Linked DNA regions of Homo sapiens: regions 1, 2, 3 and 4 are each linked to region 5. Evidence: chromatin loops called from intact Hi-C (ENCODE). Cell type or tissue: psoas muscle. All regions are shown on one strand. Each heading gives the region's core, and the rest is flanking DNA. Links, peaks and the distances in the headings are about the cores only.

Evidence for each region. Hi-C counts contacts between places; a loop is a spot of excess contacts. Peaks named below come from ENCODE experiments on the same cell type or tissue, not always from the same donor. Only the 100,000 strongest peaks of a DNase experiment are listed, where the experiment ranks them.
Region 1: it touches region 5 in a loop (3-fold over the local background); 44 of 110 quality-filtered maps call a loop at or near these places.
Region 2: a loop joins it to region 5, with 2.3 times the contacts of the local background. A loop is called at or near these places in 43 of 110 quality-filtered maps.
Region 3: it touches region 5 in a loop (2.7-fold over the local background); 14 of 110 quality-filtered maps call a loop at or near these places.
Region 4: it touches region 5 in a loop (3-fold over the local background); 10 of 110 quality-filtered maps call a loop at or near these places.

The regions. Positions count from the first base shown.
Region 1 is chr4:140,002,254-140,008,226 of GRCh38, forward strand. The region is part of intron 1 of MAML3 (mastermind like transcriptional coactivator 3); the gene reads right to left. Among named protein-coding and RNA genes, the nearest start is that of MAML3-AS1, 120 kb to the right of the region's middle. In psoas muscle, for the core only: no CTCF peak of the experiment used is centred there; a DNase peak (open chromatin) is centred at 2,468; H3K4me3 peaks cover 1,261 bases; H3K27ac peaks cover 1,586 bases.
Region 2 is chr4:140,046,998-140,052,970 of GRCh38, forward strand. All of the region lies in intron 1 of MAML3 (mastermind like transcriptional coactivator 3), which reads right to left. All of the region lies in intron 1 of LOC124900783 (a long non-coding RNA gene), which reads left to right. Among named protein-coding and RNA genes, the nearest start is that of MAML3-AS1, 78 kb to the right of the region's middle. RefSeq lists enhancers at 1,766-2,302, 2,303-2,838. In psoas muscle, for the core only: CTCF peaks have their summits at 3,507 (motif pointing left) and 5,286 (motif pointing right); a DNase peak (open chromatin) is centred at 5,314; H3K4me3 peaks cover 2,246 bases; H3K27ac peaks cover 2,246 bases.
Region 3 is chr4:139,814,426-139,820,398 of GRCh38, forward strand. The region is part of intron 2 of MAML3 (mastermind like transcriptional coactivator 3); the gene reads right to left. Among named protein-coding and RNA genes, the nearest start is that of MGST2, 150 kb to the left of the region's middle. RefSeq lists enhancers at 1,328-1,897, 1,898-2,465. In psoas muscle, for the core only: no CTCF peak of the experiment used is centred there; DNase peaks (open chromatin) are centred at 1,756, 2,096 and 3,416; H3K4me3 peaks cover 1,681 bases; H3K27ac peaks cover 3,760 bases.
Region 4 is chr4:139,918,767-139,924,739 of GRCh38, forward strand. All of the region lies in intron 1 of MAML3 (mastermind like transcriptional coactivator 3), which reads right to left. Among named protein-coding and RNA genes, the nearest start is that of MAML3-AS1, 210 kb to the right of the region's middle. In psoas muscle, for the core only: no CTCF peak of the experiment used is centred there; no DNase peak of the experiment used is centred there; H3K4me3 peaks cover 729 bases; H3K27ac peaks cover 3,267 bases.
Region 5 is chr4:139,732,141-139,738,113 of GRCh38, forward strand. All of the region lies in intron 2 of MAML3 (mastermind like transcriptional coactivator 3), which reads right to left. It also overlaps a transcript of MGST2 not described here. Among named protein-coding and RNA genes, the nearest start is that of MGST2, 69 kb to the left of the region's middle. RefSeq lists a silencer at 2,828-2,947. In psoas muscle, for the core only: a CTCF peak has its summit at 2,845 (motif pointing right); DNase peaks (open chromatin) are centred at 2,891, 3,341 and 3,711; H3K4me3 peaks cover 2,166 bases; H3K27ac peaks cover 3,713 bases.

The DNA.
Region 1 (5,973 bases), core at 558-5,557, 270 kb after region 5:
TGCTTCTAGGAGTTCAACTTTTTTAGATTCTCTATTTAAGAGAGATCATGCACATTTGTCTTCCTGTGCCTGGATTCTTCTTATTTTTTTCTCTACCTGATGTCTGCCCTGTTTAACTTATAATTACATTTTGAATAGATGTAAAGTCTGAAAAGTTATTTCCATTGAGGTCTGAGGTGGAAGCAAAAGCAGAAAACACAAATATGATTTTTAATAAGTCACGATGGGAAACAGTAAGACTGGTCAACTTTCTATCAAATTTATTTTCATGATACATTTGTAAATGTTCAGAAGACAATAATGGCTTTAAATTCCACCATACTATAGGTTCTAAATACTAGCCTTATAATCGGAAGATCTAGGACTTGTCATCATTAACTACTTATTACGCAGCAACCTCCCACTGCCTAACACAGTATCATTTATGTGGCTGCCCTCAAGGATAATATGCCCTGGAGCAGAGTCACAATATTCTCACACCACAGAAAACCAAAACAATATAGTGGCAAGTACCGCTTGATTTGTTTACTAGGTATACCCAGTCCAAGTTGGCAGAAAGGAAACTTGTGCATATTAAAATTCATTGTCCACTTACACAGTGACCCTTGTACTGCAGAATTCCCAAGGGACCTACTTTACCAGCAGCAGTGGTTCCCCAGGTAGGCACTGGCAGGGTCTGTTGGAACCATGCCCACTACGGTGGCAGGAAAGTAATGGCAAGGACAAGCACCCAGCTCCAAAGTCAGACTAACAATTTGGATGTCCAGAAGTCTGAGGCTTTTAAAACAATTCAACTTGGTGGATGGTTCAATTTACCACTTCTTTCTCAAAATTCCTCTCTGCAAATTTCTATGAAGATTTAGGGTTCTAGAGCTGGAAGGAACTTGGCATGGGAGTTAATCAGTATCATGAACTGTTGATGGCACGAGGACTTCACCTCCTGCCCCCAGGCCAGTTCTGCTTTTACTACACCACTGGGTTGGGGTGCATTTGGAAGTGACAGCAGCATTGCTCCTTTGTAAACATGGTTGGGTCTGGGTTACCTAAGGGAAAATTCTAGAGGGAGCTCTCGGACAAAGTTCCAGATATACTGGGAGAAAAGTACCTAGTAAAAGAGAAACACAAGACACTCCTTGGGCATAAGGAGAAAAAGAACGAAATAGTATTGGGGGGTAATAGGCTAGGGGACAGTGCAGGAAAGACAAGCAGACATGAGAATCCTGGCATGTCAGGGGCCAAGGATGATGTCCTTGAGGCCAATATGATTCAACTCGAATAGCTGAGAAGGGCTGCAAGAAATACAGTGTCCTATCTCACTGGCTTTGTCACAAAGGGTTAACACTAGACAATTTTCTTTTTCTGTGCTTTCGTGTACCCCATTTTAAAGTGAGGATAATAACATTTTGCCAGCAACGTCTGTCAAAGGGGACTGAGATACTAACATGTGCCTCTGAAGGAGTCTTGAAAGAGCACCAGATTCAAGTCCTAGCTCAGCTAGAACTCTGTGTCCTAGGAAACATCCCAAAACATCCCTTAAGTTCAGTTTCCATGTCTGTGACAATCAAGGATTGGGCTCCTTGAATTAAGTCTGCCCCAGGTATATGATTTCCATACGTGAAGTGCTTTAAGTTCCCACAAGGAAAGTTTCTGTGTAAATTACAAATGGCTTTAAGAGCCCTGTCAACTCAACCTTCCTCCCATTCCTGCTCTCCGCACAAGCAAGAGAATCACTTAGAAAGCATTGTAAGCTATAGGCAATGGGAAGAAAAGGAGAGAGACTGCACACAGGCACTTTAAGGTAAGGCTGCACCAAGCCCTTAATGCTTTACTTTGCACGAGACAGAATGTGGATTAGCGTGTTTATTTCAGAAGCCTTTCTGAACACCATACCTGGCTATTTAAATTCACAAGGCATTTGTTGTCACACTTTGTCTCATATTAACAATGGCACAGAAGGCACTGGCAGTTCTCTCAATATTCTCACCCCAGAATATTGGTGGATGGGGGTATTACTCAATGGCACAGTTTCTTTACTTATTATGAATGTGCTAGGGAAGGACCATTTACCCCCACTCCCCTAGCACCCAGTATTTTTAACTAAAAGCTGTTACTTCAAGAACGTAATTCCCAGATCCACACAGGGGCACTGTCAGTTTTAAAGGCATCGCATCTTGTTTCCTCACTTCTTTGAAGCTCATAAGAAACCTCTCCTTCTGAGCGTCTACTTCACCTAAATGATCTCAAATTCCTTGAATCACAAAACCAGTAAGAAAGGGAGGGGTTTGGGGAGGGGGCAGGGGAGAGTAGTGAGGAGAGAAAGAAAGAAAATGGGATGAACAGTGGCTTAGTGCAACGGGCTGCGAGTGTGTGACACAAGATACCCACCGCAGACAAAGAACGCCATGAGACTCGCAGGGAGACAATGACGGCTCCAGGAAAAACGCAGCGCTCACGGGGCTGGCGAGGGAGCCTGGCGCAGCTCCCTTCCCAGACCCGCTCTCCCTGCCAGCCCAGGGCTCCCAGCAGCTGCTCCCCAGTAGAGAGACACATGGTCATTTCCTAGCCGAAAGGAGGGCTACCGTTTTCCTTAGGTTTTTTTTTTAACATAAGAAATAACTCCTCCCTATCATCATATTCCCCAGATATAGCTGTATTTTCAACTACCAAAAACCAAACAGAATGATTTTTGTTTCCTTAAGAGTTTAGAAATTCTTGTGAAACAAAATAATCAGGAAGAAAACAAAAGTTCAGCAAAGTAGCTAAAATCTGTACTTCAAAAAACACAGGTAGAAAACATTTTGGTTAAGTGTGCTGGGGTGCTGGTGAATGTGGAGGACGGGCTTTGAACAATGCAGTGGGTTAACTCAGTGGTGTTGCTACCCTTTGTCCTGGTTAGTTCAAATGGTTAAGACAATGCAGAGGGCTAGGATTTTTCCTGTTTCACCTCTCCTCTTTCCCAGAAACTATCTGGAGCAGGTTGATTCACTAGAGATTCCTAATCCTCCTTGGCAGAAAGAGAAATGTGAATTTGACAAATAATATGCATAAAATATTCCTTAACCTGGAAACATTAGGAGGAAATAATCAATTCAGAAGAACTGAAATAAAAAACTAAACATAGAAAAGTGCTGCTGCCAGGCAGCTGTCCTCCAATGTTGGAAACATGATCACCACAGGACTAGATCTGTTTAAAACCACTATCTGTTTACAAACAAAGCACTTACTAAATAACGCTCCAGGTAATGGATGATGACAGGAATAGGGCTTGCTCTTTTAAATAACAACAGATTGGAAAAATATTTCAATACCATCAGACAACAAATTAAAATGAAACATCTTTTCTAACTGGAAAAATGCAGATCTAGCTGGGAAAATTGATTTCTACCCATCCTCCATCCTCCCAAAAGAAGATTAGAAAGAGAAAACTGAAAATCATACATCCTGGAGATGAACTTTGTTAATGAGCGCCATAAACATTCACAGGGAGCTAGGCTCCTATTTCATAGGTTTTTGAAAAAAATATTCTAATATGCACACGTGAGTCAAACAGACTGCAGTAAAATGCATCTGATGTTTAATTGTTTTAATACACTGCAAGAGGGAGTGAAGCCTTGTCACTCACCAGATGAAATCTGATCTCTCTCAAATCATCTCACCCAATAGTGTTAAAGACATTACTGCTGTGACATAATTCAACCTCAAGACATCTTATGGGAAACATAGGTCAGTTTTAAAGCACCAGGTGGATAAACAGACATTCATTATTCAGTCTCCTGACCTTGAATTTCGGGGGTTCTATAGTCATCTTTTGTTTGGAGGCTGCCACTTGAGATATCGTGTGCCATGCAAGGGCTTTCCAGATTTAAGTGGACTTTATCGAGTAAGATGACTCTTTTTTATGAGAACACATAAGATGCCAAAACATATGCTTCTGTCTTGTTCCTAATTCGAGGGGGCCAATAGGAAGAAAGGGAGTGGAAGGGGGAGGGGTCCATAGCACTCCCCTCTCCTGGTTGGTATTAGAGTGAACAAGAAGTGAATTAGGAAACAGGCCGGGTGCGGTTGCTCACCCCTGTAATCCCAGCACTTTGGGAGGCCAAGAGGGGTGGATCACTTGAGGTTAGGAGTTTGAGACCAGCCTAACCAACATGGTGAAACCCCGACTCTACTAAAAATACAAAAATTAGCCAGGCATGGTGGCGGGTGCCTGTAATCCCAGTTACTCTGGAGGCTGAGGCAAGAGAATCACTGGAACCTGGGAGATGGAGGTTTCAGTGAGCCGAGATGGCGCCGCTGCACGCCAGCCTGGGTGACAGAGCGAAACTCTGTCTCAAAAAAAAAAAAAAAAAAGTGAAAAAGTGAATTAGGAGACATTTGAAGACCCCTGGGCAGAGCAGAAAAAAAGGTGGTTAGCATATTTTCTCATTCAACTGAAATACATCTGTTGACCTCTAAAGTTCAAACAATTGCAGGGCTAACTGCATCCAACCATAGCTGGAGATGAATTAAAATTGATATTCTATAGTCGTCTATCAAATAAAAATAATAAAAGCTAATAAAAAATAATAATAGCAAAGACTTACATAGAGCTTACCCGCTGCCAGGCACTAATCCAAGTACTTTGGATATATTAACTCATTTAATCTTCCCGTCAACCCCTTGAGGTAGGTGCCATATACAAATGAATATAAACTTGGTTATGTTTAAAGAACAAAAAGCTTCATAAGCTTTTTGGTAAAATAAGCTTTGGTGGTAAAATAGGATAGAGGTAGGTGATAGTTTTGAAAAGGAATCTGAGTCCACATATCCTATAACATAGGATGTTGCCGTATATATTGCTGGGGCAAATATTTATATGAAGAAAACATACAAGGATAGCTTATCGGCATTTTTTTAAATAGCCTTGTTCATAAATTTCCACTGAAGAGAATACTAATCTTTGTAGAGAGAAAAGTAAGATCTAAAAGAGATTAGAGAAAACAAGAGGATACGTGATAAAAAGTGAAAAGACCTCATAGCGGCTAAAAATTTATCACCAACTGGAGGAAAATTGCACTCAAAGAGCCTAAAATCTAAAACAAAACAAAACACTGGGCTGGTCCCTTCTTGGAAATGATAATCTTTATTACAGCTTTTCCTTCCTGGGATTCTTCCTAATGCTAATTCCTAGTAGCTAAAATAATAATAAGGGAATGGAAGATGAGGCGAAAGGAGACGTTTCTGTATTCCATTATATTCCAGTAAAGGGAGGGCAGTGGGGAGGGAATGCCTCAGAGATCTAGAAAGAAAGAGGAAAGAGAAACAGCAAAAAAAGGTTTCTGTATCTGTTTCTTTTACCTTCTCACCCATTTGGAACAAAAGGGAGGTGGTCGGGGTAAGATCAGGTTATATTCCAAAGCCACCAGCCATTGGATGGCCTGGAAATGGGAAAGCCAAGCTGATCCCATTCTTTCCTCCACAGCTAACAGAGAGGCAGGGAAAGCGACCAGCCTTACCAGGCTGCAATTCTTGACCCTGTGCCTTCTCCCACACCATCCTGAAGAAGCCACTGACTTCCATCCACCAGAACTGCTTCTCTGCTCTTGCACTGAAACCTCCTGCCATTTTAAGGACACGGCCCTGTAGGTCACCTTAATCTAGTAACTCACAGTCATTTATTTGGCTCTACTATCAAAGAGAATTTTTCATCGGTAAGAAATGGCACTGTTGGGCAGCGTTGTCAATTTGTACTGCTGAGTAAAGAGATTTCAAACGTCTAGGATTAATATTTGTGATATTTACCCTAGGCTAGTCCCAGAGTTAGATTTTAGGCTGGGCGCAGTGGCTCACGCCTGTAATCCCAGCACTTTGGGAGGCCAAGGTGGGCAGACCACCTGAGGTCAGGAATTTGAGACCAGCCTGGCCTACGTGGTGAAACCCCGTCTCTACGAAAAATACAAAAAAATTAGCTGGGCGTGGTGGCGCATGCCTGTG
Region 2 (5,973 bases), core at 596-5,595, 320 kb after region 5:
GGAGAGGTCGGAAAAAAGTGGCCATGGTGTTTCGAAGGACTGGAAGATGCCGTCTGAGAGACTGGGAGAAGGGTTTCAGTGAAGAAACTGCATTTGAGATGGGCTTTTGAGGCCAAGATTTCCACAGGGAGAGATCAGGGGAGAAACGGTCTGGAAGGAGGGTGCCGCCTAAGCAAAGACACAGGGGGACAAAGCAGAGGACTGATCAGGTATCCAGAGCGATGTCATAGCTAGTGCCTAGACAGACTGTTGGGCAAGTGCAGATTTGGGGGGAACGCACTGAGGGACTTAGAGGGATTTGTGCTTGGCTGGCTGAGTTAGGAAATTCAGGGCAGCGGAGGTGGGTGTGAAGCAGGGATTTCAAGGCAGAGAATTATACACCAGGAAGAAGAGAAGCAAGAGGAGCTGGTCCTGGCAGGTTTACTTGGCGGAATTGCAGCGCCCGTATCTGAATAATGAAGTTGGTGAAACCGAGAGGGCTGCAACCCAGAGATGAAGGCGCGGAGCCAGGACGTGGCTCACGCTGAGCTTCCAGCTCCAAACTCTCAGCACAGGGCTGAGCACAAAATAGAAGAGCGATGAATGAATAATACCTAATAATATCCCAACCAACCGGCCAACTGCAGGACAAGCCAGTTTTACAGGACTTGCCGGCCAGTCCTTTATTTTTAAACTTCTTTGCCCGCTCTTGGAGCTTGAGTTTGATATTTACACCCACCCCCCACCCCCAAAATGGGCACAGCAGAAGATGGACGCGCTGCTCAGATCTAAGCATTTGGATACCTGTAAATAGCTCTGGTTTAGCTTGGAGGAGACTGAACTTAAATGGAGTGAAGTTTGAAGACTGTCTGTGAATTTTAGCTTTAAATATTGTAAGTCAGCGCTGGCGGCAATGGCCATCTTTAACTTCGTGATACTAAGAAAAAGATAGGCTCTTCAGACAAGAACAAAAACATTCCAGTTCTCAACATTTGGTAAGGCTTTTCCCCAGGAATTCCCTTTTGCTTAATCTGACCCCACATACTTCCTTTAAATGTCCCTTTACGAAGACATTTTAGTTTTGGTTCAAACAAACACAAAAGTTAGTGTAAACGCTGGGAAAAAGCAGGTGGAGTGGGAGACTAATGATCACTTTTCTGTGTGATCCTGAGTGAGTGGACTGGATTTCTGGCCCAATAGTAGGGCAGTATTTCAAGAATGAAAGGGAAATTTCTTGAGGGAAATGGACAGTTTAAGGATGAATATCATTCTTTTGATATCTTCCCAAAACATGTGCAAATTCAGCAAGAGGTTACAGGAAACCTCAATACCCTTGATTCAGAAATAAACACAGGTTATCTTTTCAAAAGGCATACAAGTGACCAAATAATAAAGCCATCTCCAAAAGGTCAGGAGAAATTTATTGGGAACCTACTGGGCATAGAACTGAAGAAAGTCTCCTTGTAACTGGGCTTCCCATGGTTGCAAAAACAGTGGGTGCCTTCACTAGGTTTATTACCAAAGATAGCAAATGTTTTCCATGGAAAACTTAACTGGAATCTGTTTTGTCCTAAGGTCAGATCTACAAAGCCATAATTACCCAGGTAACTTGGGTCTGATGTTGCCAAAAATATCCAGGTAATTACAGGAGAAAGGTCATTTCCTCTGTATAATCTCAACTATACCACTGGCTGTCTATACTGGCAGTTATCCAGTTAAGAACAGCCTTTCACATTTCACTTTGTGCTTGCTTAGACCCTGCCAAGACTGAAAATCGTAACGAGTTTTTTAAAATCCCCTTTATAAATATTCCCCTTCCCTTGCCCCATTCCCTAGGATGATCTGATGACTTCCTCACAAGACGATATACGGAATACTTTGCTAATTTTTACATTCAAAGGAAATGCTTTCTGGAAAGAATACTGTGAGACAGAAATGAAACAAGAAAGGTGAAGAGGAAGAATGAACAGGGGTGCCAAGATGTGCAAAACTGTGGGGATTCAAAGATTCATAGCAAGAGAGAAAGAAAAAGAGAGAGGAGCAAAGCAGATATGCAGGTCAACAGACGTCTTTATTCAGAGTTTGAGCTTTGTCAACACAGGCAGTTTGGGGGCAGAAAGAAGCGCATCTGCTGCTCTGTGATTGCACAAGAGAAGCTACCACTCCTTTTCTTCACAAAGAAAAAAAAATGGCATTTATCGCAAGTACAGCAAGGCATATTAGGATTCACCTCCCCCATTCTTTCTTCCCTCTTCCTCCTACCATCTCCCTCGCCGCCTCCCTTTCCTGTTGGAAAAGAAAAGGTGGGAGGGAGAGGAGGACCCACCGGTCACAGACAACGCTGTGGGATTCTCTTTCTTCAGCTTTTACCAGCCTATGGGGGTCAGGATGCTATTGGTTCAGCTTTATGTGTGATATGGTGCCTCTCACTTAGCAACAGCGAGCAGGAGAGGCAGGAAGCAACGCCACCTGGCTCAGCAAGTGTGCGGATGGTTTAAAACGAGCCACTCACTCACAGGGAGAACAGAGGAGGGGGGAAGAGAGAGCAGGCTGAGCTTAATATATTGTACTATTAAGAGCAAGGCTTAATCAGGGTGTTAACAACAACCAACAGGCAGGCTATGGGGGAAGAGCAAAGACTGGACAGGAGTTATTTTTAATGAGTATCTACGTATAAATCATACATGTTGCCTTCCTTTTTTTTTAAAAGGACAGACTACACTGTGCTGCCTGGATGGTGGGTGGGGAGAAAGATGGTTATCTAGGCAAAAAATAAGAGATAAGATGCATCTAAAATTCTACAGTGAGTTTACTCGGTTTTACTTTGTTTTCACACCAGGGTGTTACTAGAAAAGAAAAAGTAAAAGTGGGTGTACTTGAAAAAGCAATTGGCTACGTAATCACAGGATTTTTTTTTTTAATTAGTCAACACAGTAGCTATTTCTAAATCTTAAAATCCATTTTAGCATTTGAAAATTAACTTTCTGGAGTGGAAAGTGGCAAAAGAGAAATCTAGCAGAGAAACATCTCTGCTAGAAAGATTTTTTTTTCCTTTGCCTCCTTTGTGGTAAAAGGGAAATTTCTAAGAAGGATGCTGATAGAAGTTCTGAAAGCTCACACTGCCTGAATATAACAGGGCTCATTGCCAATAACAACAAGGAAATGTATTCTGCTATTCCATATTCTTTCATTTCTCTTAATAGAATTTGCCTTCCCCTCTATTCTAGGTCTTCCCGCCAAACTTTAGAAGGATTATCTCACCTACTTATCCATCCCAACCCACCCCACTGCATAACATCTAACAGCCTAGCCTTAGACCCTAAAATATAAATGGGAAAGCATCCTTCTTTCGTTCGTAGAGAAAAAAATGGGAGTCAACTTGGGTCTTTCATTGGAGTCAACTGGTGCCCTAGAGACAAAGCCCAACACTCTGGAGGGCACAGATGGGCCTCTGTCTGCCCTTCTAAACCAGACCCAATTAACCCCTTAGGCTCTGAGGAGTAAAAGCCACTGACTACAGTGACACCTACTGCTCGGGGTACAGCTGTACATCCTCGCACCGCCTCCCAGGTTCTCCAAAGCAGCCATGTGTTCCACTGCCGTGGGCTCCACTGAACACATTTCTCTCTGCTCTGGGCTAACACCTGGAGAAGGAAATTTTCAGCCCCCTCATTCTAAGGATGGCCTCTGAACCTATAAATCAGGGCCTTCTATAGGCAGGAGTCCTCACCCATGGGAATACAACACGCTGTCAATCTATAAAGTGACCAACTCTCGCAGCGATTCTATACAAAAGAGGCAGAAAACATAGTCTGAGAAGAGCCCACACCTCCTTCAGAATCGCTACCTTGAAATTACTTGTTAATCCTGTTTGATACCCAATGAAGTTATCCTGGAAAAAAAATGAAAGTTTTACTCAGTATCCACTGAATTTTGCTATACAGGGAAAAATATGATATGAAGCACTAGTACAATCAAGGTATCTAGAAACTCCACTTCCAGTTTATACAATAGCTTGTTAGTTAATCCATCCCTTCTACTCTATGCATTTAGTCAGATGGCAGAAATTCCCTCCCATTGAGAAAGAAATCCATTTAATTATGGAAGTCAGTTATACTTCTCTGAAGGCATAGCAAAAATTCCTCTATGTTGAGGACAATATCTATAAGTCTAGGAAGGGCAAGAAACAAAATCATTAACAGAACCCTTGACTTACCCTAAAATAGACACTGAGTTTAAAACCATCTTAAAGGTGTCAAGAGCAGTAAGTCAGATGATTATAAAATTAATGGTTCAGGCCAGTCACAATGGCTCATGCCTGTAATCCCAGCACTTTGGGAGGCTGAGGCAGGTGGATCACCTGAGGTTAGGAGTTCGAGACCAGCCTGGCCAACATGGTGAAACCCTGTCTCTACTAAAAATACAAAAAAATTAGCCAGGCGTGGTGGTACATGCCTGTAATCCCAGCTACTTGGGAGGCTGAGACAGGAGAATCGCTTGAATCCAGGAGGCGGAGGTTGCAGTGAGCCGAAATCGAGCTACTGCACTCCAGCCTGAGTGACAGAGATGAGACTCAGTCTCAAAAAAAAAAAAAAATTAAATTAATGGTTCAGGAGGTACAGCTTGTTTCATTTTTGACAAAGAATATCTAACGAATCTTCACCAAGATAGGTACACACTGAACAGAAGTAATGCTGAAAATTTAAATATTACCCTTCTTTCTGGATGCTTGAAGTGTTATGCAAATATTTTGCTTTTTATTCCCAACCATTCTACTTGGAATAACTGGATGTTACATTGTGCTATTCTCATTTTCCCACTGAGAAACAGAGGAGCTCAGCAGTTCATCCAACGTCACAGAGCAAGCTAGTGGAGGCGCCGGGATAAGAACCAGGCTTCCTGATTTAAAGCCCGTGACTTAGCCACTGGGCCACCAGAACCAGGCAATTCTCTCTGAAGCCCTGTGAGGACTATCTCAGACCTCTTACTGATACCTCACCCCTGTGTGTTAATTTGTGTTACCGTCTCAGAGTTGCAATGGCCCTATTTCCATTCTTCTTTAAGTTTCTTACTTTGTGACCTCATTTATCAGTTGCTTTCATGAAATGGGTTAAGGAAAAAAATGAGAATGTGGGAGGCTTAAGTAAAACCTACGAAAAGCCCAGAAATGGTTCACACATAAGTTAAATAAAAGGCTAAATTTACCCACCTATACCTACCTAACTCTAATGTTTTAGCACTAAAATGAGTATTAAGTGAAAGGATACTTAGAAAAGCAGCTATACTGGCTCTCCACTGAGACACGGATCCACAAGGTGGAGCCACTGCGGGGTAGCCAGCTACATAACCAATTAATAGCACAACAGTGACATTTTCATTCTTTTCCATAGAATTTCCCACTGGCAGAACACACCTGAACACACATCTGTGTGGGGTGTGCAAAGTGTAATTGTGTGACTCTGCCATGGATCACCTAGACCCCGTGTAGGAATCTGTTCAGTGGGGTATGGGTGTTCAAAATGGCATCCTTAAATGTCCCTCAAAAAACCCATATATTTCTTTTTTTTTTTTTTTTTGAGGTGGAGTCTCACTTTATTGCCCAAGCTGGAGTGCAGTGGTGTGATCTTGGCTCACTATAACCTCTACCTCCTAGGTTCGAGTGATTCTCCTGCCTCAGCCTCCTGAGTAGCTGGGATTACAGGCATACACCACCATACCCGGCTAATTTTTGTATTTTTAGTAGAGACAGAGTTTCACCATGTTGCCCAGGCTGGTCTCGAACTCCTGACCTCAGGTGATCCACCCATCTCGCCCTCCCAAAGTCTTGGGATTACAGGCGTAAGCCACCGTGCCTGGCAAAAAAACCCATATATTTCTATTTGATGAGAAGCTCCTTCCCTCAAAATATTCTTATATCTGCAACTATTTCCTCCTAACAGGGAAAGTGAGTAAGTGGTGATAAATTTGTCTCCATGAATCAGTTCTTTTCCAGAA
Region 3 (5,973 bases), core at 690-5,689, 83 kb after region 5:
GAACACCTAATCAGACTGAAGGTGACTCGAGTGTGTTTAATTCCCTCAGGCTTTGGAAGCCATCCCGAGAGGGTTTCCTGTCACGGGGGACGATTTCAAAACTCCCAGCACTGCTTCCCACAGATCTGTGCCCAAGCTTCTCTTGATTTGTGGCTGCTGTGTAGATATGAACGAACTGTAATGAACTGTGTGGTTCAGATACTTTTTGGTACAGCTACGATAGCTGAAAGGTGGGTAACACCCTCCCCCCACCACCAAGACTTGGTAGGCAATGCTGATAATGTAGTTTCTGGGGCACACAGTGGCTGGGAGTTTTCTGGGGACCTTCCAAATCCTACCTGCATCTGAGCTTTGTGACCCTCCCTTTGGATTCTTGCCAAAATAGTCCAGCAACTGCTCTTCCTTCCCACACCCAGTAAAGAGCGTAGGGCTGGAGGAACCTGGGCAACGGAAGACAAAGGGAATTTTCTACAGAGAGTTTTATATGCTATTTCCATGGCTGTGCTATAGAAATGAAAGAGTATCATTAGGGTTTAGAGTCTAATGAGGCAGCATTAGATAGGCCAAGGAAAAGTCACTCTATGTAAAATATAATTATCTGGAGAAGAAAAGTGAGTGTACTTGGATTTAGACCACATGAGAGCCAAAACCTAATTTTGATGAGAAACTAAAATTCTGGCTATGCAAAAGGCAGACTAGGAAGCTAGAAAGCCCGACTTATGAATAAAAGACAAATAGGTCTGTTCTGGAACTTGGTGTCCACTTAGTATCCATAACATGGATGGTTTGTAAATTCAGGAATAAGGGAAGGTAAGATCCTGAAGTGTACTGTGCTTGCTAAAAGAAACTGTTTTCAGGAATGAATCATTTCTCTTACAACAGGTAAATATGGCCTGCTGAATAATAATAGCCCACATTCATTCAGAGCTTATTATGTGCTAGGCACTTTAAAGTGCTTTATAAATACTAGCTTATTTAATCCTTAAAACAATTTTATGAGATATGGACTATGACATTTGCGTGAGAGGTAAAAGTTTCTATTTTATAAAAGAAAAGACACAAAGAAATTAAGTAATTTGCTCAAGATTACAGATAATAACTGGCAGAAAGGAATTCAAATCTGGGCTCCAAAAGCCCAGGTTCTTAATAGATCTATCTCCATCAATTATAAAATTAATACAATGATCAGTATGCAGAGGCCTAGGCAGAATAAGATATTCTGCATTCATGGTGCATTTTTTAAAGGTACTACTACTACTACTTTGTGTTTAGTATATACTTCAGATTCCAGTTCAGGTTTCCAGAACTCAACTGGGACAAAGTTAAAAGTTTTAGTTCAAAACTGAAGTTTCCTCTGAAGACGAGTTTCAGAAATCAGATCCTGGCTCCCTGCCTTGCCTACAATTCATCTTAGACCTCAGGAGATAAACACCAGCTTGAGCAGTAACACAGCAACAATACGGACGACGATGAGCATAATAAATAATACTTCTAACGCTTGAACCCTTGTGCTACCAGGAAAAAAAATAAAACACTCATTGTGTCGAATGGTAGAAATATCACATCTGTGCATATATTCACCCCAGCTCCAATATAATTCTAAGACTGCCAAGCTCTGAGACCTAGAAATGGTGAGTCAGTCAGGAGGGGAGGAAGAGAGGGGAGTGCGAAGATAAAAATAGAGATGTTGATTGCATTGTTACTAATTCAGTTTAGCTCCAACAGCCCAGCGTGGTGAGTCAACAGCAGTGACAAGACACAAAGAAGAAAGAAGCACCGTGCTCTGAGGGGCTGAGCGGAGGGGATGCAGACGGTCACATCAGTAACTTCATGCCAAAATGAAACCCGCAGCATCGAGGCTGTGGTGTGAGTTCAAAAACAAACAAGTGAAAGTGCCGAGGGATAAAATGGGCTGAAATCGATGAGCAGCAGTGCGGCCGACCCTCTGGTAAAAAGCTGCCTTTTGTAAGAATCCCCTGATTGTGGGGGATGGGGCCTGCAGATCGTGAGCTTAGAGGCCAACTTACACCATTCGAACAGAGTATTGTTTTCTCTGGGGTATAAGGCTTACTGTGATTCCAGACGTGTCGCCATGGCAGCGGTGGGGGAGGGAGAGAGGAAAGGAGGAACAGACGGGGGTCACCAAGGTCCTAATTCTCATGCAAGGGCCCCCACGGCTCAGCCCTGTCTCCCTGAGAAGTCCAGTGTTGTGCTGCATCTTCTTTCAAGACACCACTGATGTCAATCCAGTTCAATTTAATAGATCTCGAGTGCCTACTAAGTGTAGGTCTTTCACTTCTAATTAACATTAGCATCTGTTAAAATACCTAACCTCTGCTTGGTTCTAGAAAACTAAAAGGGAGAAAAAGACCTAGATTCCACGCTCTCAACATTTATCTTGTCCTATTCCCAGACTGTGTGGCTATACAGGTTAAAGATACATAGCCACACGGAGGGAATATAATGAATGGATGTATGTGAATGTGCTAGTCATTCCTAAATGCTAACTTTATATTACAATTAGAAAGAATGAGAGTCCTTTTGCATTCTTAGAGTCTACTGTGATGGTCTTCCTCCTTCTAGTTTGTCGCCTGTGTACAACACAGGCTAGGTGCTAGGCGACCCTTCTGAAACATACCTCTGCCATGATGTCACTCTGACTACCTTCAATGGTGATCCAACACCATTAGCTTGGAAATCAAGATCTGCCATAGCTGGTTCTGATCCTATCTACCAGTCTTCCTCTTCTGTTGTTCAAATGCTTCTATGTACTTAGAAGGGTGTAATAGGTAGAGTGAATGGATGGATGGATGGATGAATCATAAAACAGACAAACAAACATCAAAAAACTCACTTCCATCTCCATTTGTTGGCTCAGGGGTCACCATATCTCCCCTTCGAGAATAATTTTTTTTCCGTGGCTTTCATCCATGCAAATTCTGCCAGGGTCTAGGTTATACCTCAAAATCCATATGATCCAAATGAAACCCATGACCTCCACCTTCTGTATGTCAGTGACTGGGACCACTGTCGTCAATCTGGTTTCATAAGCCAGAAACCTAGGTTCCATCCCCATTTCCAAATATTGCCAAAGCCCTTTCACTGTCACCTCCTCCATATATATCACCTCCCTCTGTTTACATGTCCTATCCCTCCATTCAGTGATTTTTCAGATCAGAGGACTGAAGTCACCTCCAAATGAATCTCTTCACATCTACTCCCCTCCATCAGTTTTCTATGCCGGGTTAGGGGGATGCTTTAAAATGATCCTATCACACTCCTCCTTGAAACTCTTCAGTGACTTTCCACAGCTCTCAGGAGAGTGGGCAGAATCTTACCACCAACGCTGAAGCCATCTGACCAGTATGTCTTCCAGCTTTGCCCCACCCCACTTTCCTCTGGCTCTCTGCACTGGCCTCCTGGCAGCTCCACCTGCTCACTGTGTTCCTCCCAGCCTTGGGGACTCACTTACTGCTTCTTGTAGTTATGACTTCTTGTAGCTGGAATGCTCTGCCTCAGCACCATCCCCAGCTCATCTCATCTGCTGGTATAGTGGTTTTCAAACTTGAGGGTCTATCACAATTGCCTGGTGGGTTTGTTAAAATGCCACAATACTGGGCACCACTCCTGAGAATTTCTGATACTGTAGGCCTGAGGTGGGACCTGATCATTTACAATTCTAACAAGTCCCCAGGTGATGCTGATCCTGCTAGTCCTAGAACCACGCTTGGAGAATCACTGCCCCGGCTACCGTCTATTGGTTTTCCGGATCTCTGAGAAACCTTCCTTGACTGGCACCTCCCTCACTAGGCTAGCTTAGACATGCTCATGGCTGTCTACACATTTCCTTCACAGCACCTGTCCTCATCATGGGCTGTAATTATGTATCTGTGTGATTATTTCATTAATGTCTGTTTTTGTGGTTAAACTCCTGTGCCTGTGGTTAGGCAGCATCTCTGTTTTCTGTCCCCAGTGTTTACTAAGTACTTTGCCACATAGTGTGTGCTCATAAATATTTGCTAAAGCAGGACTAATCTCTTCCATGAGATTTTTTCTAACTAATTGAGGTCATATCACAATTCCTTCCTACTCATGACTATTTTACTTAGGAGAAGTCCATCCTCCTAAGAGCTGATACATTTTAGAGGTTCCCCAGGAATAGGAAAATCATCAAACACTACAGAATACCAATGAGAGTTGGAGAAAAATTGTCATTGTCAGAACGAAGGAAGTTGTTACAAAAGACACTAGTGCCTGCTATGAGGCCCACTTCCTTGTGTTGGGATGATCAAATGGGATATTATATGGAAAGAACTTAGTGTAATACCTAGAATGAAGCAAATACCCCAAAACATTCACTACTATTATGGATTACAGTAGCCTTTGCAACCTGGGTCTTGTAGTATCAGTTCAATTTCAAATATTCTGTCCCAAGGTCATATTTCTTCATATATTTTGTCTAGAAAATCTGGTTGTACATATGGCCTGTATCAAACATTTTAATATTCATACAGCATATTATACTTGACTAAATGCGGCAAACACTTATTAAGTGCCTATTGTATGAACTCATTTGGCTGGCATCAGAGGCGCACGCAAATGAATAATGATCCGATAGGGGAGAGAAACAAACAGCCAGCAAAAATGTAAGGCCGAATAAAATAAGCATGAAATGAAGGCAGGTATAAAACCTACAGGTATGGAAAAGGATGGATAATTTCTGGCTGAAGTGGTATTTGATTGGGCCTGGAGCGGGGAGAGTGATCTTGACAAGCAAAGAAAAGCAGCAGAGCATTTCAGGCCAGTCCAGGAGGAGGGAGCTTAATGGGCTGAGGTTCTGGCTCCCTGAAGTGTGTGGCTCACTCAAGAGAAAGAGAAAGAACAGTGTTCCTGCAGTGATGAGAGACATGGTGAGACAGAGAGGAAGCTGAAAGGTATTTGGAATCAGATTATATATAATCTTGAATATAATGCTAAGAGGCTAGTATTTTGTTCCATAGGTAGCATGGCTCCAATTGTATCCCCTGCATGAAGCTGCTTCGATATCTTATTTTTTTTCTCAGATTTGGCTTAGGGAAGAAGACAGGTGTGATGTCTACAATCATTTGATTGGCTAGATTTGCAAGGCTGGCCTTCAGCTCACTTTTAACTTCTTCTTGGGTATTTTTTTCCAATTGGACTATACTGCCACCCGATAAGTGGTCACACGTAGTTATCACTATTTTCTAAACGCCCAAGTGTTCTCAGAGATATGATTATGAAAACAAGATTAGCAAAAATAGCTAAGTATAAATTGGTAGCTTCTTAACAAATGCTTGACTCAGATTTCTCTCCAATCTAATCCTACCCAGATCTGAAGACTTTCTTTAACTGACCATGAGTGTTGATATTTTACACTTTATGACAAAAGTCCTTCCAGGACATACATGGTTCTCATTTATAGCTGTTTTCCCATGTGTTGAAGAACACACTAATTTTCTTCCGCTCTGATTCCCGTAGTATTAAGATAGTATTTTGATGACTTGGGCTTTCTCATTCAGGCAATGGTGCTGTACTCAGCACTCCAATACCCTACCTCTCTCTCCAATTTCCACCTGTAGTATAAAAAAGAAATTGCCTCCCTTATCCATATGACTGCCACTAGACAGGATGGTGGATATGAGACATCTTCCATGTTGGCTGTGCAAATCTCTAATGTGCCATTTCTCTGATCAGATAAAGGTTTGTCAATTGACCAACCTGTGTCAATATCATGGTAGTGAAGCAACTGTGACCCGAATGTCATAGATATCTCTGCTTTTCTCTGAAAGAGTCTGCTTTTAAAGAAATATGAAATTACAAAAACATCACCTTTTATCAGAATATAACTTCTGGTTAAATTCGTTTTAAGGTCAAGAAGAAAAATAAAGAGAAACATGAAGTATTTAATAGTTTCAAGGCTGATATTTAACTATCCTATCACTCATTTCACTG
Region 4 (5,973 bases), core at 643-5,642, 190 kb after region 5:
TACATGAACATTTCTGTCCGGCATAGTAGGTGGGCTCTGGAGCTGAGTGTGACCTCACTCCTTAGAATGTAAACAGGAATCGTTTCTTAATGCTCCCTCTGTTTACCTAGCAGAGTACCGCGCATACCTCAGGCCTGCAAGAGAAATTTGGATTGACCCCCAAGAAGCACACAAATGTAATTTAAAGCCAAATATTAGAGAAAAAACATCTTTTTCACTGGAGAAAGACATTATCCATGTCTCTTAGTTTCCTATATGCACAGTGGGGTTAAATCCTAAAGAGAAATACTACAGGTCCCCAAATCTAGGATAGTGTGTCTTTTTTCCTCTGAGGGCTCTCAGAAAAAATATTCTGGCAGTGAGGAACAAGAGATGCTGGAATGAGTTACTGAGGAGGTGGTAGAATCTCCTTTTCTGGAGATCTTTAAAAATAGAACAGCCATCTGGGATGATTTAGATATGGTCTTCATTGAAGAAGGGGGAGGAAGGGGGATGAAGGATCTCTCTAAGTCCCATCTCATCCTTGATTTTCTGATATTTCACTTTAAAGTTTTATTCATGGCAAATGCCTTAAAGGAGCTAGGATTCACTTTTTCTTTTTATCTCAAAGTTAAATCCCATTTTATTTTGAACTGTAATTCTGCTGAATCACTATCCTTCTCTCTTCAAATGGGCAATTTGGATGTCATAACTTTTTTATGTAGAAAGTTTGGATGGAACTTAACTTTCCTTCTTTCTTTCTTAGAAAGGAAAGCAAAGAGATGTAAGATGGACAAGTTCAGAGGTTGGGAATGACAGGCAGAAGTGAGAATCTCTGCGTGGATTCTGCTCCTGCCACTGAGAAGGACTGAGGGAGGCGAACAGCACATGGAAAAACAGGCCAAGACTTCATGGAATGTGGAACATCCCACAACAGGGACCTGGTGCAGCTGAACACAGGAGTTCAGCCCTAGAGGTCTAGTTTACTATTTATAACTATTGAGTCTTCATTTTTGTTTGTTCATTTGTTTTCATGGGATTAAGCTTGGTAAAGTCATGTAAACGACAAGAGGCAGACTTTTCTTCTATTTGGCTAGGAAATTACAGCAGTTCAGCTGTTTCCTCTCTTTGTTCTTATGACTCTTGCTTGATTTATTAAAGTTGCAGAGTCAAAAGAATAATAGATTTTAATACACATCAGGCTGAATCTTACTATTTTTGCTATAGAGGCCATGCTGTAAAAAAGCCTTGTTAAATTTGTTTCTCAGCACTATTTGTATGCCATAACTGTTTTTCTAACCTAAATAAACTTGGTTGCGATTATCAAATACATTTTATTTTTAAATGTTCATTACAAGCACTGTTGTTCATAACAAACTAATGACTAATGACTCTAGTTATTTTTTTTCCAAAGGGAACACAGATTTCAATGACATTCACTTTTTTTGCCTTTCTGTAAGTTAATGAATAATCCATATTTTAATGGAATATTGTGTTAAGTCAGAACAAAGTGTGACCAGAAAGGTCTTCACAAAACATGCTTGCAAACTGTGGCCCTGTCACTTTATATGATATTAACCAAGGACACGTGCTTCTTCATTTGCTTACTGAGCCCAGGACTGGCTGTGTATCCACACCAGCAACACTTCTGTGGATGTGTGCAGGTGTGTCTGTGCACTGGTGCTAGAAGTGGAAGCCAAATGCCAAAATCCACAGAAAGAACATTCTAAGGTAGAAATAAGAACTCCCCAAAACAAAAAGGCAGAAAAAGAATATTCTCAAAGAACTTTACTATGAATTACATTAAGGGGCCTTTATAATACAACATGCACACACTGTTGTGTTTTGGTACATCCTGTTACATAACTGTTCACTAAAGTGGCCATCAACCACCTTTCATTAATGGAGGGCACACAGTTGTCCAGGGCAGACGGAGACATCTGATCCTTAATAGAGCAGAATTAAGTGTCTGCAGGGAGGCTGTAATTTCTACAGAGCATGGCTCCAACTTTTCCTCCCAGGAGGCCCCAGTCCCGGCACTGGAGTCCGCAGGATGACTGTCTGGGGTGAGTGACCTGCAGGAGCCCAGCTGGGGCCAGGGCTGCACACAGGGGGATTTAATCTCTGGGATAAAGACTGGTTTGGGCTCAGCTAGGTCAGATCTGGAGAATAGGCCCTTGCACACCACCTTCTCTCTGCTTTAGAATCTTCCCTTTGCTCCACTCACACCAACATGGGCAGGTGGGATCAGCTGAAAACGCAGTCTCACCAAATCCCACTGGCTGAATCCTGCTTTCTTCTGCTCTCTTTCCTCCTCATTTTTCCCCCTCTCCTGTCCACCTTACTTGCTCTGGTACACTCCAGGAGCCTCCAGGAGCCCTGGACAAACTCAGTGGGCCAGTGGCACATTCTCTGGGAAATCGAGGTCTGAATCTGGAGCTAGCCTATCTACTGCCCCTGACACGAACTCCCAACTCACATCCAGACTCCAAGTGGCTTGTGCTTAACTTCCACGATTTTCCTTTCCAGCTTCTGGTCAGTTTCCTTCCCTCTCTATGGCTGGCTGGCACACGTGAAATCTGGTCACTTTGTTATTTACAAACTATAGTTTTCAGTCTCATACCCTCTCCTGAGCTGCTCACTATCGCTCCTGTGGGGTTTTCTCACAGCCTTCTTTCACAAATTCAACACCACCATTCCCTCAGTGCAAAACAAGCATAGAGAGCTTGCTGGGGCTTGCAGAAAGAGGGAGGGGGGCTGCTGCTTCCCAAAGCCCTTCCTCTGGCACTGCCAACGTTAACGCCGATCTGTGGGGAGACTGCAATTCTAACATAATGAGATATTAATGAGCTCTGCACATGTCCCTAGCCACAACACTTCTCTCTCCCCCTCACCACAAACCCCCTTCAGCAAATCTAAAGAGAATCAGCTCCTCCTCTGACACTACAATTCCTCCACTTTCCCTGGAGCCTGCCCTCTCCCACTGCAGCACCTGGGTTGCCCGCTCACCTTAAGCTGCCAGCACTACAGAGCACCAAATGGGCTGGCACTGCCTTGTTTCCTGGCCTAACGGATGCTTGTTTAAACACTGGAGCTGTTTGCATTGCTGCGGCTCACTGCATGTTAAACACAGTCCTCTGAAACCCTATGCCAATCCAATAAAGGTATCAGCAGTTCAGTGTGGGGAGGCAATTACTATATGGTCCCAAGTGTGCCTTCTAAGCTCTAGGAAGGAAAATTTGATCGAACAACTAAAAGGAAAATCTGATTCGGCTCAGCATCACGTGGAGGACACAAGGCTTAACTGCAGCCAGGTCTGTGGAGGGCAGAGGGAAATCAATCCAGGAGCTAGGGAGAGCAAGTGCACATTGTTAAGAGGGCTTTAAGCCAGCCTGTTAGTAATACTGTCTCCTGCGTTTGGAAAGACACCCGCCTGTCCTCCCCCTTCTGCTCCCTTCAGCTTGCTTGCTTTTTAATTCCAAGGGGTATACTTATTTATTTGCTAATGACAAACTACCATCCTTCTTAACACCCTCCACCTTCTCACTCACCTTTAATTCCTTAAGCACTCATATTTAAAAAATGGCTTTTCTTGTGCAAGATCATTACCATATCAAAGGCGATGGAGAGAGACAGCAAAAATGATAGAGGGATAACATACAGGCAGAGAGAAGAAGGCAGGCCTGCTTCAGAGAGAACGGTGGGTCCCTAACCTCAAGCTAATGATACCAGTCGATAATGCAATGGATTGGTTTTCTGCCTTAGCTAAGTCTGAAAAATCAGGGGAATTAGACATACGATTTACATTTATTTCTCACCCAAGAAGCAGAAGTTAGAAAAGTGAATCATTCCCTCTGTTTTTAAGTTCTGGATATGAAAAGATATGGAGCCTAGGGTTTCTTTTACTTCTCCTTCTTTTTCATTTCAAAATCAGCTCCAAAATGGCCCATCTTTCCCAAGGAAGAGTGAGAAAGCAGCAATGTATGTGTCTGGCAACACAGAGAAATGCTACCCACAATGCTCACGTGGTGCCATCCATTCACCAGGAATTTTGCCAAATCCTTGTCTATTTCCTGAGGTTCCTGGCACAGGAGACACAGCCAAGATGGAGCAGAGGGCTGCTGTCAGCATTGGCCAGCAGTAGTGCCTATCTAATGGGTGTAAGGATAGAGCTGTTCCTTCAAAGGGTTTGAGGACAGAGTGCTTGCAGGGGTGCCGGGTAGATCTGAAATCTCACGGGATCCCCTGCACCCCAGTGCTCAGAAGGGGAGGGAGCTCTGCTCATGATAGGGTGCCAGAGGGATACGTAACACACTGAAAAGTATTCACTATAAAAGCACATTGACAGGGTCTCTAGACTAGCACATTTTGAGAGTCCCTGGAACAGTAGAGGGTCTGGCCTTGTACCCTAGACTTGACTTTGTATTTCTTACTGCACCAGCTTTAGAAAAACTCCAGCTCCCCACACCCCGGGATCCAGACGGTGGAAGCTCCACCAAGCAAACAGCAAGGCTTTACCAGCCCCACCCTGCAGTAGGGCACCACACTCTGCCCCCTTCCCTCTGTTACTGACTGGGAACAGTCATGAGAGCTTGTAGAGGACTGTCATCTTCAATGCCCATAACTGTTGACATCAGGTGAGGCATTATGATTTTACATATATTATACATACACAATATGTTTGGTTCTTGTGTTCTCCTTAGTTTCCTGACTTAACATTCATGGAACAGCCTCATTATCTCAGGCCTGGAAATATGGATAAGTGCATTATAAACCCCTTCTGAAAATTGATAAATGCCTTGCTCGTCTTGTATATTGGGAAGCAAAGTGTTCTACTTAAGTTTTGTATGTACATATTTTAAGGGGTAGTCTTTGTGTGTGTGTGTGTGTGTGTGTACACCTTTTAATAAAAATGTAAAAACAATTTTTAAAGACTTTAAACCTCTGTGATCAAAAGCTTTCTAAAAATATTTGGATGTTTCCCTGCTTTATTAGAAGGTAGATAATTAACTTTTTTTGATAACTCATAGGGTCATAAGTTACTGACCTTATTGTTGGTTACAGATCTGCTGTTTGTCTAGGGGAAAAAAGCTAGTTACTTGATTACTGGCTACCCTTATTATGAAGGAAGAGAACGTTGCAAAAGATGATAGACCAATACATTTATGAGACTCCCTATGACCCTGTTTTGATAGTACCTTGCTATATCTCCAGACTGTAAAGTCTGTAGGAATGTTAGATCTGTTCCTCAGTAAGACATGAACTCACTCCCATCTCCACTCAGCAGAAACATTTTAATTTCTTTTCTCTTCCTAGTGTTTGACATATCACCACAGAATAAAAAAAGTGATACCAACGCCAAACTTCTTCAACCTATTACTCTCTTTTCCTCTCCCCAGACATAGAAACTCACAAAATCCCTGTGCTTCTATAATGTCATTCTAATCCAGAGATAGTGGCTGAATTGTAATAAAATCACAGAAGGAAATTCTATTCCAGTGATGGAGAAATGTGGTAAAAGATACTATTTTGTTAACAGCGATTCTGAGATGATCAGAGTAGAGGCAATCACAAATGGACAGGGTATTCTTCTTTTAATTGCTTTTTTGTGTGTACATTAAGAAGGTATTTTACCCTCAAATATATAAAGAACTATCTCTGAAATCTTTACCTTTCATATTATTTACATAAAACTTTTCCTCCCTTTTTCTAATTTGTAACACACGAAATGTTTTCTCCATGTTATTCTGTTATCTTGAATTATGTTATCCTGGATCAAGAAATAGCATTCTATCCTTCTCACCAACATGAAACAGAAGTCATATCCTATTGTACAATTGTTAAATGATTACTAAAATCATTGGAGTCAGGTATACTAAAGTGTACTTTCATCATCTGGCAGATTATATTGAATAACAAGCCAGAGGTTCCATTACTTCACTCCCAACTACTACTTCTCTCAAAGAGGGGTGGGTTTGCACTTTGATATCCTAC
Region 5 (5,973 bases), core at 431-5,430:
ATTTTTAAATCCAAATTGGATTTTAACATTTTTCTTCTTTTTACTTTATTGCCTTTCCAATGCAGATACCGTTAAACATATTGGCAGTTTTTTCTCAAAGCAAATAGGTGAAGTTTCTCTCTGTCTCTCCTAGAGAGACCGTCCTGGATTTGATTCCCTATGGCTTGGGCTTGTGTTCCTCCCTTCCTTCTGTGGTGTGCTGTAGAACCATGCAGGCTTCCCTCTCCACTATGACTGACTTCAACTGCATCTTCAGTTGCTCTTCTTCCCTCCAAACAAAACAAAACAGCAAAGCAAACAAAAGCCAAACCAAACCAAAACGCTACTCCTCTTACCCTAGAAACAATCACCCAAGAAGCTCTGGTTTGTTCGTGCAGTAGCTTAGGTCACACAATCAATGAATGGAAGACACAGAACTAGCAGAACTAGAACGCTATTTTTTTTTTTTTTGTAACAGATAGCTTGTCTTTACTTTTTTAAAAAATGTAACTTAAAATTAAAAAAAAAATTTCCATAAGTTATCGGGGTACAGGTGGTATTTGGTTACATGAGTAAGCAGAACGCTGATTTTGATTCTCAATTCAGTATTCCTACTAGCTCAGGCCTCTCCCAGGCAGTGTCTTCATGGTGTTAAGTGTGCACCTAAGAACAGCCTGTAGACCTATATACTGTGTCTCTCATAAGTGTACTGCGTTCTATTTTTTATGTGTAAATGCTGTAGCTGAAATTAATAAAATGTTTTGCCTTTGTGTATTTTCTCTATAAATACACAAAGACAGCTAGGAAATATTTTTGATGTTAATAAAAAGATCTTACACTAAAAAATGCCAGGAACCTTTGTGCTACCAAAAAGTTTACTTCAGGACTAACCCTTGCAGGGGCCTAGATATTTCAGGGTCTTCCCTTTTCCCCCAAATATTTGCTACCTGTTTTCCAAGCCCTTCCTTCCAGTGAAATAAAGCTGTTTCTTGGCACCTTTAGGGACAAATGGCTGATTGGCTTTACACTTTAACAAATGAATTCACACTGACATATAAACAGCCAATCAGCAAAAATGCAGATATGTAGTTTGTTTTTTCTGTCTCAGTATATTTGATACTTTCCAGTTTTGATAAGGAGGAGAGAGTTGGAAAGAAAATGAGGCCCAAGGGAAGATAAAGTTTTCTTCAGCTTGATTTTTTGAGAGGGTTGGTCTGGGATGGCCCTGTTTATCTTTGTGCACTTTGAGATATGCTTGTCCTGTGTGACCAGCCCGCACAGCTGGGGAAGTGGTAAGGAGTGAAGAAGTGTTGCTTTCCCAGCCTCCTCTCCACTGGGAAAAGAAAGAGAGAGGCAAATGGGGTGACGACGATACATCAAACCACTTTTTGCCCGTGTCTTCCTGGGCCAAGAAGAAATACTTCAAAAGCACAGTGTGAAAAAAAAAAAAAAAAAACCCTCCCAAAGGGATAGGATTATGTATTTCCCCAAATAATTCCCTCCCAGAGGTTTTGCCTTCAGGCTTCTCACTGAAGACCTACAGGCAGGAAGGGCTGTATGTATTATTTTATGATTATTTTTTAGAGACAGGGTTTCACTCCGTTGCCCAGGCTGGGGTGCAGTGGTATGATCATAGCTCACTGCAACCTCCAACTCCTGGGCTCAAGCAATCTTCCTGCCTCAGCCTCCTGGGTAGGTGGGGGACTACAGGTTTAAGCCACCATGCCCTGCTAATTTTTAAATTCTTTGTATAGATGGGTTGTTGCCCATCTGTGTTGCCCAAGCTGGTCTTGAACTCCTGGCCTCAAACAATCCTCCTGCCTTGGCCTCCCAAAATGTTGGGATTACAAGCATGAGCCACTGCTCCCAGCCACTATGTGCATTCTTAAAGGACTGCCTTCCATACGAAACATCTTTAGTTCGCAACAAAGCTCTGCGGCATTCAACAGTGGATGAGAGACACCTACAGCCCCCGACTCTGAGGTGTATTCCAAAGTGTGAAAATGTACTCAGTGACTTGACTTACACATTAAGCTGGCCGAGGCCACTAACATAATACATGGCTTCTTTTAACCTCCAGTCTCAGAGGGCTTAATGAGAAATAGTCTGTCAAATTTCAGGATTTCAAGCCACTGCTCTTGTTTCTAAGAAGGACACACACTGTGTTGTGCAATTAGAGAAAACCAGGCTGAGCTTTCGTCATGCGAGATGTAATGCCTTGAAGCCAAATGATGCAGTATTTTTAGTTGTAATTACTGGCTTGTTCTCCAATCCACTCCTTGCCCAACGACCTCCCTTGCTTCTCCCAAGAATCTTAATACAGTTTCTTCCCCTCAAAAATCCAACTGTGGCTACATAGATCTTCACTACTCGCCCAACCCTCTGACTCTTCAGTAAAATAAAGGGAGGAGAAAGAAATCAAAACCAACGAACCTATTTTACATATCTTCCCCTCCAGGGAAAAGATCTTAGCAATTTTCTAAAGGCTAGAGTGAGGTAGGAGGTGTCAAAAGCACCCTTACCTCCCCCAAACAGGCAGTTTTCGACTTCAAAAAACAGTTGTGGTAAAAATATCTCCCAAGAACAGCCAGCTGTTTATTTATAAATCTGTGCGTAGGGAAGCTTTATTTTTCTGAAGTGTTTTCAAGAACATGCATAGTGTTTGGGTGAGAGGGGCCAGCCTTGCTGGCGGCGAACCAAAGAGCAGGGAATCACAAAAGACGGCCGGCGGCGAGCAGGCTGGGGTGACGGGGACCCCGTGGATAACGGGCTTGAGGACGCCCAGGGCTTCAGCCTTTTCCAGGCGTCCCTCGCCGGGGCAACGCAGAGCAGCTGCCGTTCTTCCCGCGCCCCAGCAGATGGTGGTGTCAGCCCGGCCTCGTGCCCGGCCGCCGCTGCGCCCGCGCCCCCTCCCCTCGCAGATGGCTTAATCAGGGCTCCCGCCCGCCCCTCCGCGGCCCCCGCCCCGCGCGTCTGGGCGAGCGCTGCGAACGTGGAGCCAGGCAGTCAAGTGTTACTGCGTACAGCAGGTAGCCTGGCAACTGAGAGCACAATACCGAGCAGATGGTGTTCGCACGGCGTGATGGACATCACACACGACAGCCTGAGACAATCCAGGAATTCCCTGGTGACTCGAGGCCCTCTTTGCACAAAATGAGTTCTCTCTCCATTGCCGTGTATCTCTGGGGTTATCTGCCCCCCTCCTCCGACTGACACTGAACTGGTTTCTCATTACCGACTTTTCTTCCAGCCGGAGGGGAGGAAGAATTCAAGTGGGGGAGGGCGCGGGAAGGGGACGTGGAGGGAAACGGAAGGGCTGGGAGTGGGGTAGGGGGGCAGTGGCGACCTCCGGGGGGGGAGGGTGGCGGACACCAGACCCCAGGGCCGACAGCCCGGGAGGGACCGGGTTCCAGGACCCCAGCTGCACAAAGCCGGCCCGGGGAGGGGGCGATAAGGAGCGAGCCTCGGGTCGGCCCGGCACCGCTGCTTCGGCTCAGAGTCCTTGCAATCGCTTGGCCTACGAACAACCTAAATGAAATTTAGGGTTTTATTGAAAAAGTCCCCTGGGGCCTAATTTAGCCTCTCGACTCCAGCCTATATGCTTACAAGTCCTCAGGGGACTCCGGCTAGGAAGTCAGGAGTGGGGCCCGTGCGTCCCCGGCAGGACCTAGACTGCCTCTCGGCGCAGGCGGCCCTAACAAAGAAGCCCACGAGGCGGTCCCGGGCGCGGGCAGGGGCGGTGCGGCGGCGCTCGGGAGACCCGCGAGGGGCCCTGGAGGTCCTCGGCCCGCGCGCGCCGCTCGGGAGCCCGCGAGGCTGCGGTGTGCTCCAGCGGGCGCATTTCCCAGGCCCCGCCACATCGTGTGTGTTAGTGGCTGGGAAGGACACGAGGACAGAGATGAGGATTGTTCGTGGCAGGAAAGAGTAAAAATAAATCAATGCATAAACAAAAAGGATGCCCCAGAAAACCTGTGCTTTTCAGACACACACACACATACACACACACTCACTCACTCACTCACTCTGAATTGGGTCAAGTAAAAAAAAATTTTTTTTAAAGGAAGGAATCTTTAGCCCAACTGGGATTTCGACGAAATTGTATATATCAAAAGATAGCTACATCCAACCTCTCACCAGAATCCAGAGGCTTTCTCCTGCAAAGATACTATTGAAAGTTTTATTAGTAAGTTTGAGAAGGCGAAAGTATGTATCAGAGGTGAAAGCTAACATGACAATTGCTTGGCCAAAGAGCGCAGCAGTTTTATGTTATTGAGCAGCACAGGATGAATCGAACACCCACGATGGCTAGACAGAGGCGCCTGGCTGTGACTCCCAGAGGTTCAGGCAAGCCATCTGACCTCTCTCAGTCCCCACCCCCTGAAATGAAAACCATACTCATAAGACTCCTTGACAATGGAAATTTTGGAGGTGACATAGTTAATGAAGTGTCATAGAAAGGAAATAGCTAAGAATACTCTAAAACCTCCCCATTCCCAGTATGGGCAATTTGGGAAAAATGAGTAACTAAAAATTAGGGGTTCTCAAAGTGTGGTTCCAGGATCAAATGCATTAGTCCCCACCTGGGAGCTTGTTAGAAATGCAAATTCCCAGGCTCCCCTCTAGGCCTCCTGAATTAGAACTTTTGGGGGTGTTTTAACAAGCTCTCCAGGTGGTTACGATGTCCCATAGAGAATCATTGGGGCAAATAATCCTGTGCCCTGATTAGATTGCAAAGCTGCACTTTCAAAAGCAAGTCAGGGTGCTGAGTTGCTTAGTTTCTATTGCAAAATTTCCTGCTTTGGAACAAAATTTTCAAAATTTTCAGAGGGTTGCTCAGGCCAGTGATGTTTGCAATGCAAACCCAAGAATTCTGAAAGGAGCCCATGGCTGAAAGGAGCCAATTCTTCCAGGACGGACTACTCCAGTTGCAACTGTGCTGTGGAGGCTGAGGAGCATCCATGACTGAGGAAGGGCGAGTCCCCTATAATGCCCTTGCTAAGGGGAGCATCAGACATCCCTAGACTTACAAGTCCCTCGTGTAATAAGGTGAACTATGGAAAGCTATGATTTGAGGAAAGTTCCCTCTGATTGAAAGAGTTCTTCAAATATGAAGAATGTAACACTTATGGGGCACCTACTCATTGCAAAACACTCTACTAGGGGCTTTCACCTGTATGTTTAACTCATTTTGTTGATTTTTTTTTTTTAAGCCCAAATTTCTGAGAGGTTAAGGAACTTGTCTGGTGGTGGCGTCTCTGGGATTCTGACTTTTCCACTGACCATAACATGCATCTGGTCTAAATTGAGCGGACCACCCAGGAGGATGTTGGAATAAAAAGAAATGGGAAGGGGGTGGGGAGAGGAATGGGCATAGAATAAAAAGGTAGAAACCCTTGGGATCAAAGGATGCAACTGAAAGAGCACCAAAATATGCATCATTTTTTTTAATATGTTGTCTGGTACCCAAAATTGGGATGCCTCTGTGGTATCAACTTTGACATTTAAAGAAAGGGCATAAGATTAGATCATTCAACCATAAGTGGAAGGAAGAAACAAAATAAAATAAAACCTTACAATTCCCTTTGAAGTTGATCAGGTGTCAAGGCAGTGATTTGGTTTTCTTTTACAAACTTTCTTTTTCCAGAAAAATTTTTACTGTGGGTTTGGAGAGGTGTTTACAATAAATTCATAGCAGAGCTCCAAAAGGGCCCACCCCATCTAATATCCTCTGTCTCAGCAGATTATTGAAGAAGATTGGATTAAAAGGTTTGTTTTGTGATGTGTGATGGTTGTGTCCCCAAGATGATTGAGTTTGAGGCAGAGTTCATCAATTTAGGAGGCTTATCACTGAAGCAGCAATAACTTGGGGCCCAATGCGAAGGCTGCTAAATGGGTCCAGCAAAGCTCTTGGTTCAGCTTCTAGAAAGGAACAGTGTACATTGGGGGAACCCCACAGGCCTGGGTAGAAACTCAGCTCCACCATGGGCCCAGTGA